2 separate regions of the Homo sapiens genome follow, and region 2 is linked to region 1. Evidence: chromatin loops called from intact Hi-C (ENCODE). Cell type or tissue: K562. All regions are shown on one strand. Links, peaks and the distances in the headings refer to the core of each region. The heading gives the core; the rest is flanking DNA.

What was found. Peaks named below come from ENCODE experiments on the same cell type or tissue, not always from the same donor. Only the 100,000 strongest peaks of a DNase experiment are listed, where the experiment ranks them.
Region 2: it touches region 1 in a loop (3-fold over the local background); 5 of 110 quality-filtered maps call a loop at or near these places.

The regions. Positions count from the first base shown.
Region 1 is chr20:51,215,843-51,225,391 of GRCh38, forward strand. No RefSeq gene overlaps it. Among named protein-coding and RNA genes, the nearest start is that of KCNG1, 200 kb to the left of the region's middle. RefSeq lists silencers at 4,467-4,526, 4,587-4,636 and enhancers at 5,786-6,460, 6,461-7,134. In K562, for the core only: a CTCF peak has its summit at 4,543 (motif pointing right); a DNase peak (open chromatin) is centred at 4,539; H3K27me3 peaks cover 912 bases.
Region 2 is chr20:50,989,365-50,998,913 of GRCh38, forward strand. No RefSeq gene overlaps it. Among named protein-coding and RNA genes, the nearest start is that of KCNG1, 29 kb to the right of the region's middle. RefSeq lists enhancers at 279-1,241, 3,748-4,042. In K562, for the core only: a CTCF peak has its summit at 3,813 (motif pointing right); a DNase peak (open chromatin) is centred at 3,897; H3K27me3 peaks cover 2,192 bases.

The DNA.
Region 1 (9,549 bases), core at 799-8,798:
GGAGTTCTTCCAAATTGAGATGCCAGAGGGAGCAGTGGCTGGGGTCACTGGGCACTGGCTGGCATGAAAAGCCCATAATTAACTTGTTTTGTTTCATACCTCATGGGGAGGAAATGCTGTCTATTTTAATTTCATGAGCCCGCAACATTGTAAGATTTCAAAAAGGAAAAGAAATCTTTTATTTTGGGGCCTCAAAGGTCTAGGTCACTAACTTAATGGGGTATTATGAGATTCTATTATAGCAAATGACTAAGTCAACTATTGTCACAATGCTACTGCATAATAAACCCTTCCAAAATTTGGTGACTTATAGGAATGAATATTTATTCTTGCTCAGGTGTCTGTGGGTTGCCTGACCAAGGCTATGTTCTTTTGGCCTTGGCTCCAAGCTGCTTTCTTTTTGAACCAGCAGCTACTTGGAAGTTTATATGTCACAGCAATGGCAAAAATCCAGAAACAGAAGGCTAACTGCTCTGGCCTCTGCCTGTGTTCCATCTGCCCAAGTCCTACTGGCTGAAGCAGGGCACATGGCTAAGCCCAAGGTCAAAGGGTGGGAAAATACCCTCCTCTTCAAGTGGAGGGACAGCAAAGTCACATGGACAGAGGGAATGGTGATGAACTGAGAACCATAATGTAATCTACAGAAGAAGGCATAACACATTCTCATGCCTACTAGGACCAAGCAAAGCATGATACACAAGTAAAGATGCTGGATCAGATTGATGCAGAGATATTTTGAGTTCATAAAAATACAGGCATGTTTATCACAATCACGAGACTTATAAAATGTACCCCATTTTCTGGAAATATTTGGCCCACAATCTTACATTTTCCCACTTCTGATGAAGACATGGATGCAGAGAATGACCTCTCTACCTTAAGAATACGAAGAGTATTGACAATGGGCAGAGCTAGAGAGGCAATAAGGAGTAGCAAGAGGGGTGGCAAAGCAGAAACCAAAATACCTTGTCTGAAAGGTACAGCTATCCCTTGATTTCAGCCCATTCTTGTCAGATGGTATATTAGTCCATTCTCACACTGCTATAAAGAACTCCCTAAAACTGGGTAATTTATAAATAAAAGACGTTTAATTGACTTGCAGTTTCACAGGCTGCACAGAAAGCATGACTGAGAGACCACAGGAAACTTACAATCAGGGCAGAAGGTGAAGGGGAAGCAGGCACATCTCCTTGGCAGGAGCAGGAGGAAGAGAGAGTGAAAGGGGAAGTGCTATACACTTTTAAATAGCCAGGTCTTGTGAAAACTGTATCCTGAGACAGTACTAGGAGATAGGGCTAAACTATTAGAAACCACCTCCATGATCCAGTCCTCTACCAGACCCTACCTCCAATACGCGGGATTACAATTCAACATGAGATGTGGGTGGGGACAGAGAGTCAAACCATATCATTCCACCCCTGGCTCCTCCCATATCTCATGTCCTTCTCACATTTCAAAGCACAAGTATGCCTTCCCAAAAGTTCCCCAAAGACTTAACTCATTTCGGCATTAACTCAAAAGTCCAAGTCCAGCGTCTCATCTGAGACGAGGCAAGGTGGAAAGGACTTTGACTACATGTCTTGCATCTTCTCACAGCTCCACTAGGCAGTTCCTCAGTGGGGACTCTGTGTGAGGACTCCAACCCCACATTTCCCTTCCTCATTGCCCTAGTAGAAGTTCTCATGAGGGCTACACCCCTGCAGCAGACTTCTGCCTGGACATCTAGGCATTTCCATACATCCTCTGAAATCTAGGTGGAGGCTCCCAAGCCTCAACTCTTGCCCTCTGCACACTCACAGGCTTAACACCACATGGAAGTTGCAAAGGCTTAGGGCTTGTAGCCTCTGGAGCAGCAGCCTGAGCTGTACCTTGGCTCCTTTTAGCCATGGCTGGAGCTGAAGTGGCCATGATGCAGGATACCATGTCCTGAGGCTACCCACAGTAGCAGGGCCCTGGTCCTGCCCCAGGAAACCATGTCTTCCCCCAGGCCTCCAAGCCTGTGATGGGAGGGGCTGCCTCAAAGGTCTCTGACATGCCCTGGAGGCATTTCCCCTATTGTCTTGGCTGTTAACATTCAGCATCTTATATGGTACTTTTCTCCCATAGCCAGGATTCATGGGTCCAGGAATCAAGGGGTAGAAATGGAAGTGGCCCCACTCACCATCACCCCAAGGAACCCACTAGCAAAATTTTTGCTGCTTGTTACCACGACATTATGTTCTGCTGGCCTAGAGGTCTTAGTTCCAGAGGGAGGAATGCTGCCACCAGGAGACACAACAATGATTCCATTAAACTGGAAGTTAAGATTGCTGCCTAGCCACTTTGGGCTCTTCCTGCCTCTAAGTCAACAGGCTAAGAGGGGACTTACAGTGTTGGCTGGGGTAATTGACCTGGACTATCAAGATGAAATCTGATGACTACGCCACTCCTGGTACCAATCTTCTGTATTAATCCCTTCTCACACTGTTATTAGTCTATTCTCACACTGGTATAAAGAACTACTCATATTAGATGGGAACACAGGCTCAGCATAACATGGACTTTGAGATGTCAATAGAGGCTAAAAATTCAGATTTTTATGTGAAATTTTCTAACTTTAAAATGTTGAACAAACAAAATCCATTGACAGGTAGGAAATGAACTATAGGCCAGCCACCACACTATAATGTCTGTTCTCTAAGTTTGGATTTCTGAGGTTGGCAGAACTTTTCTTTTCTACTCCCAAGTGGCCACCAAAGGGGCAGTGGTTTCTGGATATGTCTTTGAGATGCTAACAGCCAGTTTCCTTATGAGGAGTGAGGTCAATAAATTCAAAGATGCTAGAATGCTTTCCTCCTAATTCTCCTGCTTCCATAAAAATCCAATTCAATTTAAACTGCAAGGCATAGTGAGTTGTAATTACTATATTTATAAAAATTATATATAATTAGAGCAGGATTTCAGGAACCAGGCCAATTCTCCCCCAGAATGTACACTGAAAAGCACATTTTAAAGAACAAAAGATGCTCTTGGGTAGGGCTATCATGTGACATCTCCCAGGCCATTTTGGTCACTTGTTTTTAGCGGGCTAAGTATAAGTTCTTCCTGAGCTCTTTGGACTCAAACCATTATAAGAACATTAAAATTTCTTTCTGGAGATTATAGGTAGAATAATTGTATTTCCTGAACAAAAAGTCAGGTCATGTGGTTAGCTGAGAATCTGCATGCCCCTTACACAGCCAGAAGGCAGTGTGAGGTTGGAGACTGACAAAGGTGGATTTGGAAATGAGAGGGAGACAGAAATGACTGCTGGTGGTGGGATGGCCAGGTTACTTCTGAGTCCCCAGGTCCTCTCCAGGTATGTGACCTCTTTGAGAGAGGCAGGGAACAAAGCCCTGCTAGTGGAGGGATCAGGTGGCTTTGGTTTCCAGTTCCTCTCTGGTAACTCAGTTGCCAGGTGAGATGCAAGGGACCAGATACCCAAAGGGCCACCTTCTCCTCAAACCCGAATCTCAGGGCTTATCAGTTTCCATGCAAGAGGGAGCCCACAGAACTTTCACCCAGGCCAGCACATCTGGAGCCAGAAATCACACTGCCTGAAGCTGAGCCTGCTCAAGGCTTCAAATGAGACCCTGCCTGCAGCCAGCTGTGTATCTCACCTATCTACCCTGCCCCAGCAATCCATAGTTTGGCTTGCTAGTCCCTGCACAGAAGGTGGCCTCACATGCTTTGAGACCTTTGCATGGTTTGTGTCCTCTGCTGGGGATGCCATCACCTCCTTTGCCCATTTATCAAGATCCAGTCATCACATTGTCTGGGGTCTTTCTCTGATGCCCACCCCATGCAGAATCCAGCACTCACTCTTCTGGGTGTATACAACATGGCACCTCTTGCGGGATGTTGCAATAACTTTTTTAAGGTCAGATGCTCCAAACAGCAATGGCTTGAGCTAGGTACACTCATTTTCTCTCAAATCACAGGAGTAAGTAGTCCAGGGCTGGTCTGGAGTCCCTAGTGCCAAGGAAGCAGGCACTTGCTAGTCCATTGCTCCACCATTCCTAGGGGTTGCCCTTATCTGTATGGACCCAGACACCATTGCCAAGTCAGAAACTCCAGCCAGTGGGATGGGGAAAGGGGAGAAAAAAAAAAGAGGGCTTGCCTCTTTCCTTTAAGGACATGGCAGGAAGCTGTACTCATTCATTCGTTCAACATATATTCATGGGGTGTTTTTCACATGCTAGAAACTGTTTTAGATACTGGGGATGTGACAATGAACAGGACTTACAAAAATCCCTGCCACTGTGGAGTGTCCTATGGGAGGTGAGGGGACCGAGAGACGTTAATCAAATAGGGAAATACAACGCATATTCCAGGTGGTGTGAAAACTGCTGAAAAAGAGGAAACTTACATCTTAGGGAACTTCCGGCGCAGGAAGGGTGCTCGGGCTGTGGGGGGACTTTTTGCATTTAATTAAAGAGTATGGATTGTCATTGCTGGTTAGCAGGAGGGTGCAAGGTTTAGCGAGGGTGTGACTGACAACCCAGGAGCGCCATGCTCCATCCGTCCTGCAGGTGGCGCGCCTGAGCCCGTGCACGGCAGCCTCTCCGGAAGGTGAAGCACGCTGCCGCACTGGGGGCCTGCCTGGGGCTCTGAAAGCCCATTACGCTGTTCTCCTTGGGGTCCTCTTGGTGGCATGGACCCACCTCCCCCAACCCCCACCCAAAGCCTAGGTAGTTCTTGTGGAAGGTGCATTTCATCTTCAACAAGAGAAGATCCGTTTTTCCCGAAGTCTCTATTTCATCTATTTTTCAGGAGCGGAGGCTCATTTCTCCTTCCTTGGATTTAAGACGCTCTTGTTACTTCTTTTTTATTGCTTCATTTGAAATTGCAGACAGTTCCGACTTTTTGTTTTTGTGTTCCCAGGTTTTACGGAACACTCTCTGGCTGCGTTACAAAGCTCTCCCAGTTTCTCTCTCCCACCACCAGCCCCGCTGCCCCACGACACCGCCTGCCCTAGACTATAAAATGGCAATCATAATCCATACCTCATGATGCCCAAACAAGATAATGTCTACAATAAGTAAGGTTGCCAGATTCGGCAAATCAAAATACAGGACACCTGGGTTTAAGGTGTCTGATAAACAACGATTTTTTAAAGTGTGTGTACCAAATATTGCATGGGACATACTTACTCTAAAAAAAATTATGAATTATCGTATGAAATTCAAATTTAACTGGGTACCCTGTATTTAATCTGGCAATTTGAACATAAGGAGCTTAACACAAGGCATGGCCTGAGGTCACAGTAAGTGCCAGGGACAATGATGAGGGTGACGATGACTTTAATTCTGATGAATGCGCACCCCAGGATGGAAGCAGGGGTGCGTATTCATAAGAAGGGCTTTCTAGAGCAATGGAGGCCTAGGCTAAGTCTTGAAGGACTCCAATCATGTGTGCAACAAATATTTATTGAGCACTTATTAAGTGCCGGGCTCTGTCCCAGGTGCTAGGGATGCAGCAGTGAACAAAACAGATAAAAATCACTGCCCTCATGGGCATGATTTATTAGTGGGGGAGACAGTATTTACTCTTTATTTAAAGAAGATAAGCAAAAAGAAGTATTTACTCTTTATTTAAAGAAGATAAGCAAAATCTATAGAGTGTCAAATGATGCTAGGGAGAAAACATAAGTAGAACATGAAGTGTTGAGGTGAGGTGAAGTTTTGGAGTGGGTGGGAAGGACAAACTTACTGAGAAGTTGGCTGAAGTAACAATGTGAAGAAAGGAGAAGAGCTGTGAGATATTTAGGGGAAGCTCATTTCAGAAAAGGGAGGTAGCAAGTGCAAGGGTCCTGCAGTGGAGGGCACCTGAACGTGCAAGAAACAGCGAGGACGCCTGGGTGGCGGGAGCAGAGGGAGCAAGGGGTGGGAGGGGAAAAGGCGGCTGGGTCTCACAGGGTCTTGGGGCACCAGAAGGACATTGAGTGAGAGAGAGCCACTGTGGGGCTCTGATATAATCTGACCTGCGTTCCGATAGGATGTCCCTGGCTGCTTGTGGAGGATAAACTGCAAGGCAGGAGCAGAGAGACCCGTGAGGAGGTGACCGCAACAATCCGGGTGAGACAGGACGGTGGTTGGGACCAGGGAGGAAGGTGGTGAATACATTTTGAAGGGAGTGCTGATAGGATTTGCTGCTGGTTCCAATTTGGAGAGGACGGGAGAGAGAGAGAGAGAGCCAGGGGGAGGAGGGGAGGACACTACTAATGCCTACTTAAAGAGAGTTAACCAGATGGAGAAAGGGAAAAGAAACAATAGCTGAGGCAATCCCGGCAATGATTGCTTCAGCTAGGAAGTGCCTTGCAGCGAGGATGTGACTTCCAACCCGCGCGGGACAACCTGTTTCTCCACCCTCCCAGCTGGATTGTGGACACGCCTGTCATGAATCCTGCCTCCCCACACTGTCCTGCTGTGAATGAGATCAGCAATCTTTGCTGCCCTGGTCGCTTGCAGCAAGAGACTGCTTGGCCCCTGTGCTGAGAGAGCACCCTTGCCCAGGGCAGAGAACCTCCCCTGCCCTCAGGAGGCCCGGGAAGATTTCCTGGGCTGCCTGAGTCTAGCCATTGCTCCCATGATCCATGGCCCATTAACAAACCACTCCAAAATTTAGGGGCTTAAATAGCAACCATCATTTACTTGGCTTACAAATAGGCTATTTGGGCCAGGTTCCGTGGGGGAAGGCTCATCTCTGTCCTCACAGCATCAGCCAGGGAGGCTTTTCTGGGGAAGGGAGTGTCTGCTGTCAAAATCTGGCAGACAGGTTGGTGCTGGCTATTGCCAGGGATGTCGACTAAGAGCCTTTGGTTTCAAATCCCAGCTCCAGCAGGTGCAGCTGGGTGATCTTGAAAAAGTCCTTCAATCTCTCTGTGCCCCAGTTCTCTCATCTGTAAAGTGGGGATTGTCGTAGCACCTATCTTATAGGGAATTCACAGAGATAATACATTCAAGGGATATAAAGCAGTGTCTGGGACATAGTGCTCAGTAAGTATTAATGATCAGTATTAGTATTGTGATTTTTTCATCGTAACGAGGAAAAACTCACAATGCAGTAATTAACAATTTGTGCATGCTTCCCCGTCTCCATGTCTCCATGAGTAGAGTTTTAAAGGAGGTTTTAAAAAAAGTAGCTCACTAGTAAAACTAGCTAATATATGTTAATCATAGAAATTTAGAAATAGAAGAAGAAAATTACCCTAGGTAATTACTGTTGCTATCTTGGGACCATTTCTTTCCAGCGGTGGTTCTCTTTTGTTTCATTCCCCCTTATTTTAAAGCAGGGTTAGGAGAAGAAAGAAAGAGGAGGGGGCAAGTGTATGAACGAACATGCCAAGCAGAGTCAGGAGCAGAAATTTCAATACATTCCAATCCACCCGGGACAGAAATGACTTGTTCTAAGGTTTGAAATGACCCCCTTCTCTCAGGTGAGAATGACCATAACTCCAGGGGTCCCATGATGCGTGGAGTTCACCATCTTCAGCAAGAATGCGGTGTGGATTCACAGCGGGAGTGTGTTCGCCTGTGCATTTTACATTTCAAACATTTGTCACTCAAGAGCATTGTCCAACAGACCCCTTCAGGGAACCAGGCCAGGAAACGCTGAGTTCAGAGAGGGGCTTTGATATCTGAGAATGCAGTGAAAGAGATGTTTTTGATAGAAGAGTGATTCTCGGCTGCTGAATAAGAAATAGTTCTCATCCATAATGCATGGCCCTTTAGAAGACAGAAAGAAAAGTCAGTCTAAATGTAGCATAGACTGGAAAAAGATGAGGAGTGATTTAGCATGCCATTCAGAAGAGGCTAGTCCTCTTCTCAGCTAATTCATGCTTCCCCCAGGCTGACTGAGGAAGGCCCCCTCACTGGGGGCTTGCATGGTGTCTGTTGGTGTCAGGAAGAGGTGCAAAGGAAAGTGTTAAGTGGCAAGGAGGACGGACCTAACAAAAGACAGATCGAGACCAAACACGGAGGATGTTTTCTAACTCAAAGATGATTTTCCTAAATATTCTAGATCCTTTTGGGGTTTTTATTTTGGGATCCTGATTTTAGCTGTAGTGTTCATCAATGGAAGCACAACTAAGAAAAGTGGTGAGGGGCAACATATGGGTTTGGAGGCCTTGTCTGAGTGACATTCCTGTTGGCCTAGTGGTCTTCTACATGGCACCCAGCCACAGGATGGAGCCTGTTTAATAATCAGGTGATGTTTCTAGAGCCTGGACAAGCCCTTTGTTGTTATCATTTGTTTGCTCAAGCATGTTGCCAACAGAGGACTTCCCAGGGTCCTCAGCCTCCAAAACAGGTTAGTTTTGGAAACGCTGTGGGAAAATATTGGTAGTGGGTCGAATACTGTCCCTCTGAAAGATGGGTCCAAGTCCTAACCCCAGGCCTCTGTGAATGTGACCTTTATAGAAATAGGGTCTTTGCAGAGGTAATTATGGTAAGGACTGAGATAATGTCTGATATGGTTTGGCCATGTACCCGCCTAAGTCTCAAATTATAGCTCCCATAATTCCCACATGTTGTAGGAGGGACTGGTAGGAGGTAATTAAATCATGGGGGTGGGTCTTTCCCATGCTGTTCTCGTGAGGGTAAGTCTCACGAGATCTGATGGTTTTATAAAGGGGAGTTCCCCTGCACAAGCTCTATCTTGCCTGCCACCATGTAAGACATGCCTTTCACCACAATTGTGAGGCCTCCCCAGCCACGTGGAACTGCAAGTCCATTAAACCTCTTATTCTTTATAAATTACCCAGTCTTGGGTATGTCTTTATCAGCAGTGTGAAAACACACTAATACTTCCTGGAGTTAGAGTGGGCCCTAAATCTAATGACTGGCATCCTTAATAAGAAGACAAGAGGACACAGAGAGAGAAACACAGGGCAGAAGCTGTGTGAAGATGGAGGCAGAGCCTGGAGAGAGGCTGCCACAAGCCAAGGACTGCTGAAAGCCACCAGGAGCTGGAAGGGGCAAGGCAGGATTCTCCCTGGAGTCTTTGGAGGGAGTGTGGCCCTGCTGGCACCTCACCTTGATTGCAGATGTCTAGCCTTCAGAGCTGTGAGAGAGTAAATTAAATTTCTGATATTTTAAATCCCTGCAAGTTTGCTGTGATGGCCTTAAGAGATGAATCCAGTATTTTAGGCCTAAATCTCCCTGGTCTCATTTTGTCCCATTCCCTTGTCACTTTTATGTGTCAGCCAAAATGGATGGATTTCTGGCAGTTTCCAGTTCTTTTTTTTCTTTTCTTTTCTTTTTTTTTTTTTTTTTTTTTTTTTGAGACGGAGTTTCCTTGTCACCCAGGCTGCAGTGCAGTGGCATGACCTCAGCTCACTGTAACCTCTGCCCCTGGGTTCAAGCCATTCTCCTGTCACAGCCTCCTGAGTAGCTGGGATTACAGGCGCGTACCACCATGCCCAGCTAATTTTGTATTTTTAGTAGAGATGGGGTTTCACCAAGTTGGCCAGGCTGGTCTCGAACTCCTGACCTCAGGTGATCTGCCCACCTTGGCCTCCCAAAATGATGA
Region 2 (9,549 bases), core at 654-8,653, 230 kb before region 1:
CACAGTAGGGAGTCAGGAGGAGGCAGGGAAGAGCATTCCAGAGGAACCTCAGGATGTGCACAAGTCTGTCAGCAAGAGACCCTGGAAGGTTTAGACATGAACCACGATACCATCAGCAGCAGCTTCTCCGGATCGGGCCTCCCTGCCTCAGCATGCTCATGTGCTGATTGCAAACCCACTGTGTGCCCGGAGCTTCCAAGAGAGAAGGGAGAGGCAGAGAAGGAGGAGGCTGGGGAGGGGAGCTGGGACCAAGCCACAGAGAACTCAAGGCCTCCCTACACCTCTTAGACTTTATGTTTTTTATTTTTATTTTTTTGAGACAGGGTCAGCCTGCAGTGCAGGGGTGTGACCATGGCTCACTGCAACCTCGACCTCCTGAGATCAAGCCATCCTCCTACTTCAGCCTCTTGAGTAGCTGGGACCACAGATGTCACCACGCCCGACTAATTGTTTTTATTATTTGTAGAGAGGAGTTTTCATTATGTTGCCCAGGATGGTCTCAAACTCCTGGGCTCAAGCTGTTACTGGACAAAGAAGTCTTGATCCAGACCCCAATGAAGAGTTCTTGGATCTTGCACAGGAAGGAATTCAAGGGGAGTCGGAGAGTGCAGTGAGAGGAAGAGTTTACTGAAAGCTACTCTGTTACAGAGTAGGGTGTCCTCAGAAAGCAAGCAGAGGAATGCATCATCTTTGCTTTTCTTTCTTTCTTTCTTTCTTTCTTTCTTTCTTTCTTTCTTTCTTTCTTTCTTTCTTTCTTTCTTTCTTTCTCTCTCCTTCCTTCCTTCCTTTTTTCTTTCTTCCTTTCTTTCTTCTTTCTTTCTTTCTTTTTCTTTCTTTCTTTCTTTTTCTTTCTTTCTTTCTTTCTTCTTTCTTTCTTTTTTGCTCTCTCTCTCTCTTTTTTTTTTTTTTTTTTTTGTGACGGAGTCTCACTCTATCACCCAGGCTGGAGTGCAGTGGCGCGATCTCAGCTCACTGCAAGTTCCACCTCCGAGGTTCACGCCATTCTCCTGCCTCAGCCTCCCAAGTAGCTGAGATTAGAGGTGTGTGCCACCACGCCCGGCTAATTTTTGTATTTTTAGTAGAGACAGGGTTTCACCGTGTTAGCCAGGATGGTCTCGATCTCCTGACCTCGTGATCCACCCGCCTAGGCCTCCCAAAGTGCTGGGATTACAGGTGCATGCCACCACGTCTGGCTAATTTTTGTATTTTTAGTAGAGACGGGGTTTCACCATGTTGGTCTCGAACTCCTGACCTCAGGTGATCGTCCTGCCTCAGCCTCCCAGAGTGCTAGGATTACAGGCATGAGCCACCATGCCCAGCCTAAGCTTTGCTTATATAGAGGTCTTGTTTATGCAAAGACTAAACTAAGCTATGCCTGCATGCGGGTGAGCAGACAGCATGACAAAATTTATTATTCTATTGAGTTAAAGGAAACTATCCTTGACATTTTTGGGTGGGTACATCAAAGCATAACTATTATTATTTAGAAAACATATATTGTTATGGGTATTGGGACATTTGGATTCTCTGTTGTTATAGGGGCATGTCCTTGCAGGCAGCTTTAGTTGTTCCCTCTACTATAAACATCCCATGACTATGGGTGGTGACCAGCAAGGAATGTGCTTTGCTAGTCTCAAATGGAGCGGAACTTAAAATGGTGTTACTCTGGCCCTGTTATGCTCTTACTTTCCTAACAAAGCAATCCTCCCACCTCAGCCTCCCAAAGTGTTGGGATTACAGGTGTGAGCCACCACACCCAGCCGACTGTTAGGCCTTAGTCAGTCGGGGAGCCAGGGTCTTCTCACTGGGAATTTTAGGCACCAGGGCCCCAGAAGCTGGCAGAGGTGGTTGGGTCAGTAGCAGGGATGACCAATCATCCTGGTTTGCACAGGATGTTGAGTGCTAAAACTAAGAATGTCCTGGGAAAACCAGAATGGTTGGTCATCCTAGTAAAAACTCAGCTTCCCTTACCTTACTCTCAGCCAGCTCCTGGTCCCACCAGTGTGGATTTATACTAGCTTTTCAAATGTCGCTGTGTGCACCAATCACCTGGATTCTTATGGAAATGCAGACTCTCATCCCTCAGGTCTGGGGTGGGGACTAAGAGTCTGCATTTCTGTGTTTTTTTTTTTTTTTTTTGAGACAGAGTCTCACTCTGTCGCCTAGGCTGGAGTGCAGCAGCGCGATCTCAGCTCACTGCAAGCTCCGCCTCTCGGGTTCATGGCATCCTCCTGCCTCAGCCTCCGGAGTAGCTGGGACTACAGGCGCACGCTGCCACGCCGGGCTAATTTTTTGTATTTTTATTTTTTTTAGTAGAGACGGGGTTTCACCGTGTTAACCAGGGTGGTCTAGATCTCCTGACCTTGTGATCCGCCCCCCTCGGCCTCCCAAAGTGCTGGGATTACAGGTGTGAGCCACCATGCCCGGCCACATTTCTGTCTTTAAACTAAATTAATTAATTAATTATTATTATTTTAGAGACGGGGTTTCACTCTGTTGCCCAGGCTGGTCTCGAACTCCTGGCCTCAAGTCATCCTCCTACCTTGGTCTCCCAAAGTGCTGAGATTACAGGCGTGAGCCACTGTGTTCAGCCGAATCTGCATTTTTAATAAGCTTCCAGGTAGCATAGGTGTCGCTGGTCCATGGTCACAATTTGAGTAGCAAGAGTTGACAGCACCCTCAGGCTCATTGCAAACCAGCTACTTCCGGCCATAACTAGGAGAGAGAAGTTGTGACCACCCCAAAAGCACATCTGTATTTCCTAAGGCAAATACAAGCCAGCTTTCCCTCCACTGAACTGTCCAGGACTCAGGCTTGCAGTGAAAATCAGCTGCTGAATGTATTTTTGTTTAAAATCCACACACATTCTCTCACACTAGTTATTTAAAAAAATTAAAAGAAAAATCCACACACACCACATGCAGACAGCACCCATCACAGGTGCTATTTAGTTTGTTTTTCAATTGCTTGGTCCCTCCTGCTTGGGTACCATGTGTTTGCATTTTGCATTTTTTGCTTCTCCTTTTATCTCACTTTCTTTTCACCTCGCAGCAACCTGGTCAATGTGCAAATGAAAGACAGTCCCAGGGAAGAGGAAAACTCTTGCTGTGCAACCAGCTGGAAAGAGATTGAAATAAAAACTCACTTCACTTCTCCCCACCCCATTCTCTCCTGAGCAAGTAGAGGCAGGTTTGTCGAAATTGCCGGAAGGGACAATGTTGGCATTTGAGCTTCTAGGAATGTTCTTTTGGAGAGCAGGAGCACTGCCTCCAGGCCTGCTCCCTCCCACTGCTGCTTGGGAAGGATGGCTCCAGGACTGGGCGGCTCAGCCATGGTGGAACTGGGTCAGCTGTGGCTTTGGCAAGTTTCTCATCCTATCTGGGCCGCCTCTGTGAAATAGGAATAATGATTGTACCTACAGAGCTGGATATTACCTGTTTGTTCCCCCGACCCATTCTCTACCCTGAGAGACCGACTTTAGGGATTGCATCACTCAAGGGCCCTGCCTTCCGGCTTCGGCCCTGCCTTTGGCCTTCTGGTTCAGTTTGCAACGGGAGATACCAGCAGCAGATGGGTGCTGGGAAATTTACTCCCTGTTCTCTCCCTGCTCTGGGCTGCAGCTGTGAGTTTCTCTCTGACTGCAGCTCCTGACCAGGCAGATGCCTCAACAGTGCCAGGCTTGACGGTGTGTGTCAGCTATCAATTTATTGCCTCTCAGCTCCAAAGTCACCCTTCAATATCTGCTTTGCGTAATGGGCGGAGTTCCTTTTAAGCGTCATTCCTTTACAGTGAGTGCAGTGTTAAGTTTTCTCAGTAGAGGGCGCTAGAGGAACACCCCCTAGGTCTCTACTGTTTTCATCCCTCATCCGCTTTCAGACAATAGGCCAAGGCCTGGCCAATCAGAGCACTGCCTTCTCATAGCCTCACTGATTGGCTCAGGGATGGGCACACGGTCTAAACTGCTCCAATCACAGTGAGTCCCAGGACTTAGGTAGGAGCTACCCAAATGATACCTTGTGCTTTCCCATTGAACTTGAACTTGAGAAGATGAGAGGCTGGGTTGCTGCAGCCCTGTTGTCAGCATGAGGGGAGAGTCTTGAACTGCCAAGAATCGCCACAGGGAACTCAAGGGTGGAGCCAACATGGCAGAAGTTGTGAGATGGAGAGAAACTGACTTCTCATGACACAGTGTAGCTGCCCCTGAAGCTGGCAGGACCTTTGGGCTTTTCAGCTATGTGAACCTGTAGATAACCTCTCTCCAACCACCCCCCTCACCAGTGTTTTTTTGGTACAGAAGCCAGTTGGATTTTCTGCTATGTGGAAACATAGTTCTGCTGAATATAATGGCTTTAGGAAAGAAACAAAACAAAACAAAAACCATTGCTGTATTTATCCTCTTTGCCAGGCACCTTGCTGCATATCTCATTTACTTCTCTCTCCATCCTCACGCAGCCCTCAGAGGAAAGTGATCATCTCCATTTTCCAGATGAGAAAAACAATGCTCAGAGAAGTTAAGTAACTAGCTCAAGGCCACCCAGCTAGTGTGTGGTAGAAGCAGGATCCAGGCACGGGCTCCAGTGCATCATACCACTCAGTGCTGGCTGGCAGCAGAGTGGAAGCCACTCGTCCACCTGGCTCAGGGATTCTGGCAGCCACGGTGGGAGAAAGCAGGGATGCAATCTGTATGCCGAGTAATTGTACAACAGTGCAGTTCCCCCACATTCATTACCTAACTGCTAATGAAAAGATCTCCGAATTGTGGTGCTGCCAAGTCTGTTGTAGCGAAGTGTGAGAATGCATTTGTAATTAGCCGCGCCTTGCAGGCAAATGAGGAATGTGTGAAAGTCCCTTGAAATGTTATACAAAATAAGGCTAAAGCATATTCCATTATCTTACGTATGCTATTAATTGAACAGACCCTTTTCATTGTTGCTGTTGAGTTCTTGTGTGACGTTATTAACAATAGTTACTATTTATTGAGCACTTACTATGGCCCAGATACTTGGTGCTTTCTGTACTGCTTTGTTTCATGTAATCTTCACATCACTCCAACAGGGAGGATGTTATTGTTCCCTTTTTAAAGAGGATGAACTAGAAGTTCAGGGAGGTTCAATAACTTGCCCAGGGTCACACCGCAAGGCAGTGGCTTGTCAAGGAATCAAATTTGAAGTTCTCTGGCTCCAAAGCCCACGTTCCTTCTGTTTGTCCCAGCACTTGTCGTACTTTCTGCTGCTCTAGCTTGTCCCACTCACATAATAGTATGTGGCTGTTCAGTGTGGCTCCTTCAAGTGGGAGAGAGGGCCCTTCTCTGTTCTTCCTGTTACTGGAACACGGATGTGACTGCTGGATCTCTCAATTTATTCTGTCTTGAAAGCAAACCACGAAATTAAGAAAATTTTGTGGATTGTCTCTGCCTAAAGACCCATGTGCTTGGCCGATGAGACTGCTAAGTCCAGGTTTAAGACACTGTTATTGTAAAGGGTGTCGATAGGCCAGAAGGCAAAATGCTGAAGTTCACAGGACGCTGCCTGGACTTCTAATTTGGATTTGGGTATGTATCAGCCAGTAAAAATTACAGAAACCCAACCCCACTAATTTAAGTAAAAAGAGAATTTATCAGATAACATGACTAAACAGTTCAAGAAAAGGGATGTCTTCAGGAACTGCTGGATCTAGGGACTTATCGTTGTCATTAGAACCTAGTTTTTTTCTCTCTATTCCTTGACTCTGTATTCCCAGAGGAAGAGAGAGAGAGTCTTTGCTGTTTGGGCCTATAAAAATCCCCACACCCATTTTGAGGAAGGAGTCTAAGACTGGTAGCTCTAAAGTGTCCTCAAGGACCCAGGCTCCCATCTTTCTGTTCTCCCACCCTCAGTCCTTGTCTTTTATCCTTGTGGTCACCTAATGAATGGTCCAAGAGGGCTATTGGAGATCCAGCAATCACATCTATGTTCCAGTAACAGGAAGAAAAAAAAGGGCCATCTCCTCTAAGGAGGCTTCTCAAAGTTCCCTGCGAGACTTTGCTTACAAATTCCTGGCCAGGACTTATTCATCTGTACACACCTTGTTGTAAAGGAGACTGGAAAGTACAGTCTTTATTACCAGTGGCAGTGTGCCTGGATAAAACTGGGGCTCTGTTACTAAGGAGAAAGGGGGAAGTGGATGGTTGGATGGGCCACTAGAGTTTCCGTCACAGTGCCCATCACCAGATACTCAGGAAATGGATGCTGGGGAGAGCAAATACAGCACCCACTAAAGTTGGTAGTCAGTGTTGTGCCTGGGCCTAATAGCTCCTCCTTCATGAAATGAGTGTTGTTGTACAAAGAGCCCTGGATTGGTCAAAAGATTGGATTACGAATTCCAGCCTCTAACTGGCTATGTAGTTGCATAACAACACTTTGCTTCTTTTTTTTTTTTTTTTTTTTTTTGAGACAGTGTCTCACTCTTGCCCACGCTAGAGTGCAGTGGTGCAATAAGGCTCACTGCAGCCTCGACCTCCCTGGGCTCAGGTGATCCTCCCGCCTCAGCCTCCCCAAGAGCTGGGACTACAGGTGCACACCACCACACCTGGCTCCTTTTTATATTTTTTGTAGAGACAGGGTTTTGCCATGTTGCCCAGGCTGGTCTCAAACTCCAGGCCTCAAGCGATCCGCCTGCCTCCACCTCCCAAAGTGCTGGGATTGTGGGTGGGAGCCACTGCAATCCTTGGTGCTCAGCTCACTTGGCTTCTTGTGTCTGCCTTTCTCCGGCTATAAAATGGGGGTCATACTCACATCATCTGGCTATGCCTCTGGCTACAAGCGGAGAATGCCTGACTAGCAGTAGGGTGAGCAACTCATCCTGGTTTTTGTATGCCTTTTCTAATTTTCACGTGAAATATTAAATGTGAGATGAAGCATCCTGGGAAACTCTCTTAGTCCTGGGCAAACTAAGGTAGTTGGTCTCCCTCATTAGCAGTAGCTAAAATCCTAGAGACAAGCATTGTCTGGAGGTGGGCAGTATCTGGGTGAGTTCAGCAGCTCAATGCTATCTTCACGGACCCAGTAGGCTCTTTGCATCCTCAGATCCACCACCCTTAGCATGTTAGGTTTCCTTCCTCCCACTGGCTGTCTCCAGTCACAAGTGTGACTATCCAGATACAGCTCTTGTCATCTTGGGTCAGACTCTCTGCAAATCCCCTAGCTGGGGATTTGGGTGGGGTGGGGTTTCATGTGCATGTTAGGTGAGGATTCAAGTGAATGCTGTGAATTGAGGGAGTGCTCTTAGGAGAATCCTGTAAAGGAGGAGGGAGGCAGGATGGGGCAGGGGAAGAAGTGAAGCAAAGATGTGGTCTCAGCGGGAGCTTCGCTGGAGCCTCATCCCCAGGGAGCACCAAGTGTGATCAGAGTTGCAGACTAAGCTCCACCTTGAGGCGGGGTCTGAAGACTTGCCCCCCTGTGGCCATCAGTCATTGCCATGAGCTGCCCTGGTGAGGTGGGGACTTGACATCCCAGGCATCTCTGGATGCTTTGGTTCCTGTCAGAGAAGAGGCTGCTGGGAGTTATGACAACACAGAAGGGGGCTGCTGGGTGCACCGGGCAGGGTCCCCACAGCTTCTTCGACCCTTGTCCTCTCTCAAAAGCACCCAAGGCAGAAAGGGGTGCAAAGGCTTGCTGTTTACAGAGGGAAAGTTTCCCCAGCACCTAGTGATCTCAGGCCAGCTTCCTCTAAGGTCTTATTAGCCGAGACTGGGTCACTTCTCATCCCTGATGACTCACTGGTAAAGGGAATGGGATTACCTCAGTTGGCATAAACGCTGGGACTGAGCACACTGAAACCTGGGACAAACGAAGGGCCTGTTTGTGGGGAAGAAGGGTGAACAGGTTTCTTGCAGGCAGCCAGCAGAGTCTGCCCTCCAAGCACCAGGGTATCCAGAAGTCCCAGTGCAGATAACAATTCTGCAGACATAAGGGGTTTTACTTGTTTCCCCTCTAGATCTTTCCCTGGTTCCTGCAGGTGAGTATGTGAGAATTGCGTAGGAGAGATGGGCAGGTCCTCCTGCAGAGACACACTCATCGCTCTCCCAGACCCTGCCCCGAGATTCTGGGCAAACACCAGCTGTTGCTTTGGGCTTGTGGAGGAGGCTGATAGGTCTACTGGAAGTCTTTCCTGGAAGACTATCAATCAGAGATTTGCTTTCAGCTGAACCTCCCAATTTAGTCTCTGTTGAAAGCCAACCACAGCCCAGCAGCTTGGATGGGATGAGATTCAATAGCAGAGGGCAACAGAACAAAGGTCTCGCTTTATTTCCACTGCCTCCCCTCCCTTCCCCATGACAGTCTCCAGACAGGGTGGTTGAGTGCCACTGCTGAGTAATTTTTATGGCAATTGCAAAAGACCCCTGAGCTTCTAAGGTGAGGCATTTCCCATTTAATCATCTTGATGGAGAAGCAGCCTCCGTACATTTAGCAGCCATTCTGGCCCCCTGTTAAATGGACTTGTTACTACTTTGTTGAGTCTCAATTACAAATGTGGTAGAATAACGACAGCTACCAAATAACACAGACCCAGGAGATAGTCCTGGCATTTTTGCTTTTTTTTTTTTTTTTTAAACAAGACCAGTTGGTGGTTTTACATTTATTTCAACAAATTGAGCTTGGACTTTTACAGGTCATTTGGGTGAAAGGCACACTCCTTTCTGAAAAGAAATAAGAAATCTTTCAGGCTGTGTTTTGTGATTGCAAACACAAGTCCCGCTGTATCTTTTCATACATTTGATTCAAAATACAAGAATGTTGATGGAGGACTAACCTCACACGTTGGAGGCTGTTTCCCAGCAGAAATCATTAGGTGATCTGTTGGGGGAGGAGTTGTTTGCCTGCCATAATTGTGGCATCTGTAAATAGGCATGGATCTTAATAAAATTCATGCCACCGTATATGTGAACAAATATGGCTGATGCATGTAAGTATTTTGGAGTGCTCTGGACAGAAGTAAGGGATTCACAGATTCACTTATCCTGCAAATATTTATTGAGCACCAACTATAAGCCGACCATGGAGCTGATCATCAATTGAGGAGAGGAAACCAAAAACAAATAGGTATTTATTTATTTATTTTGTGTATTTACATTTTGAGATGGAGTCTCGCTCTGTCGCCCAGGCTGGAGCGTAGTGGTGCAATCTCTGCTCACTACAACCTCTGCCTCCCAGGTTCAAGCGATTCTCCTGCCTCCGCCTCCCGAGTAGCTGGGACTACAGGTGCACCTCACCATGCCTGGCTAATTTTTGTATTTTTAGTAGAGATGGGTTTCACCATATTGGCCAGGCTGGTCTTGAACTCCTGGCCTCGACTGATCTGCCCGCCTCGGCCTCCCAAACTGCTGGGATTACAGGCGTGAGCCACTGCGCCTGGCCGCAAATATGTATTTAATGTGTCAGTTGATAATACGGATTTTAGAAAAGGATAAAGTAGGGTAAGGGGGCTGGGTGTTTTAAAATTTAGGTTTGGTTTCATTCAGGTTTGGTGAGGCTAACATATCTGGTGAGGACTGCTATTGAAAAGATAGTT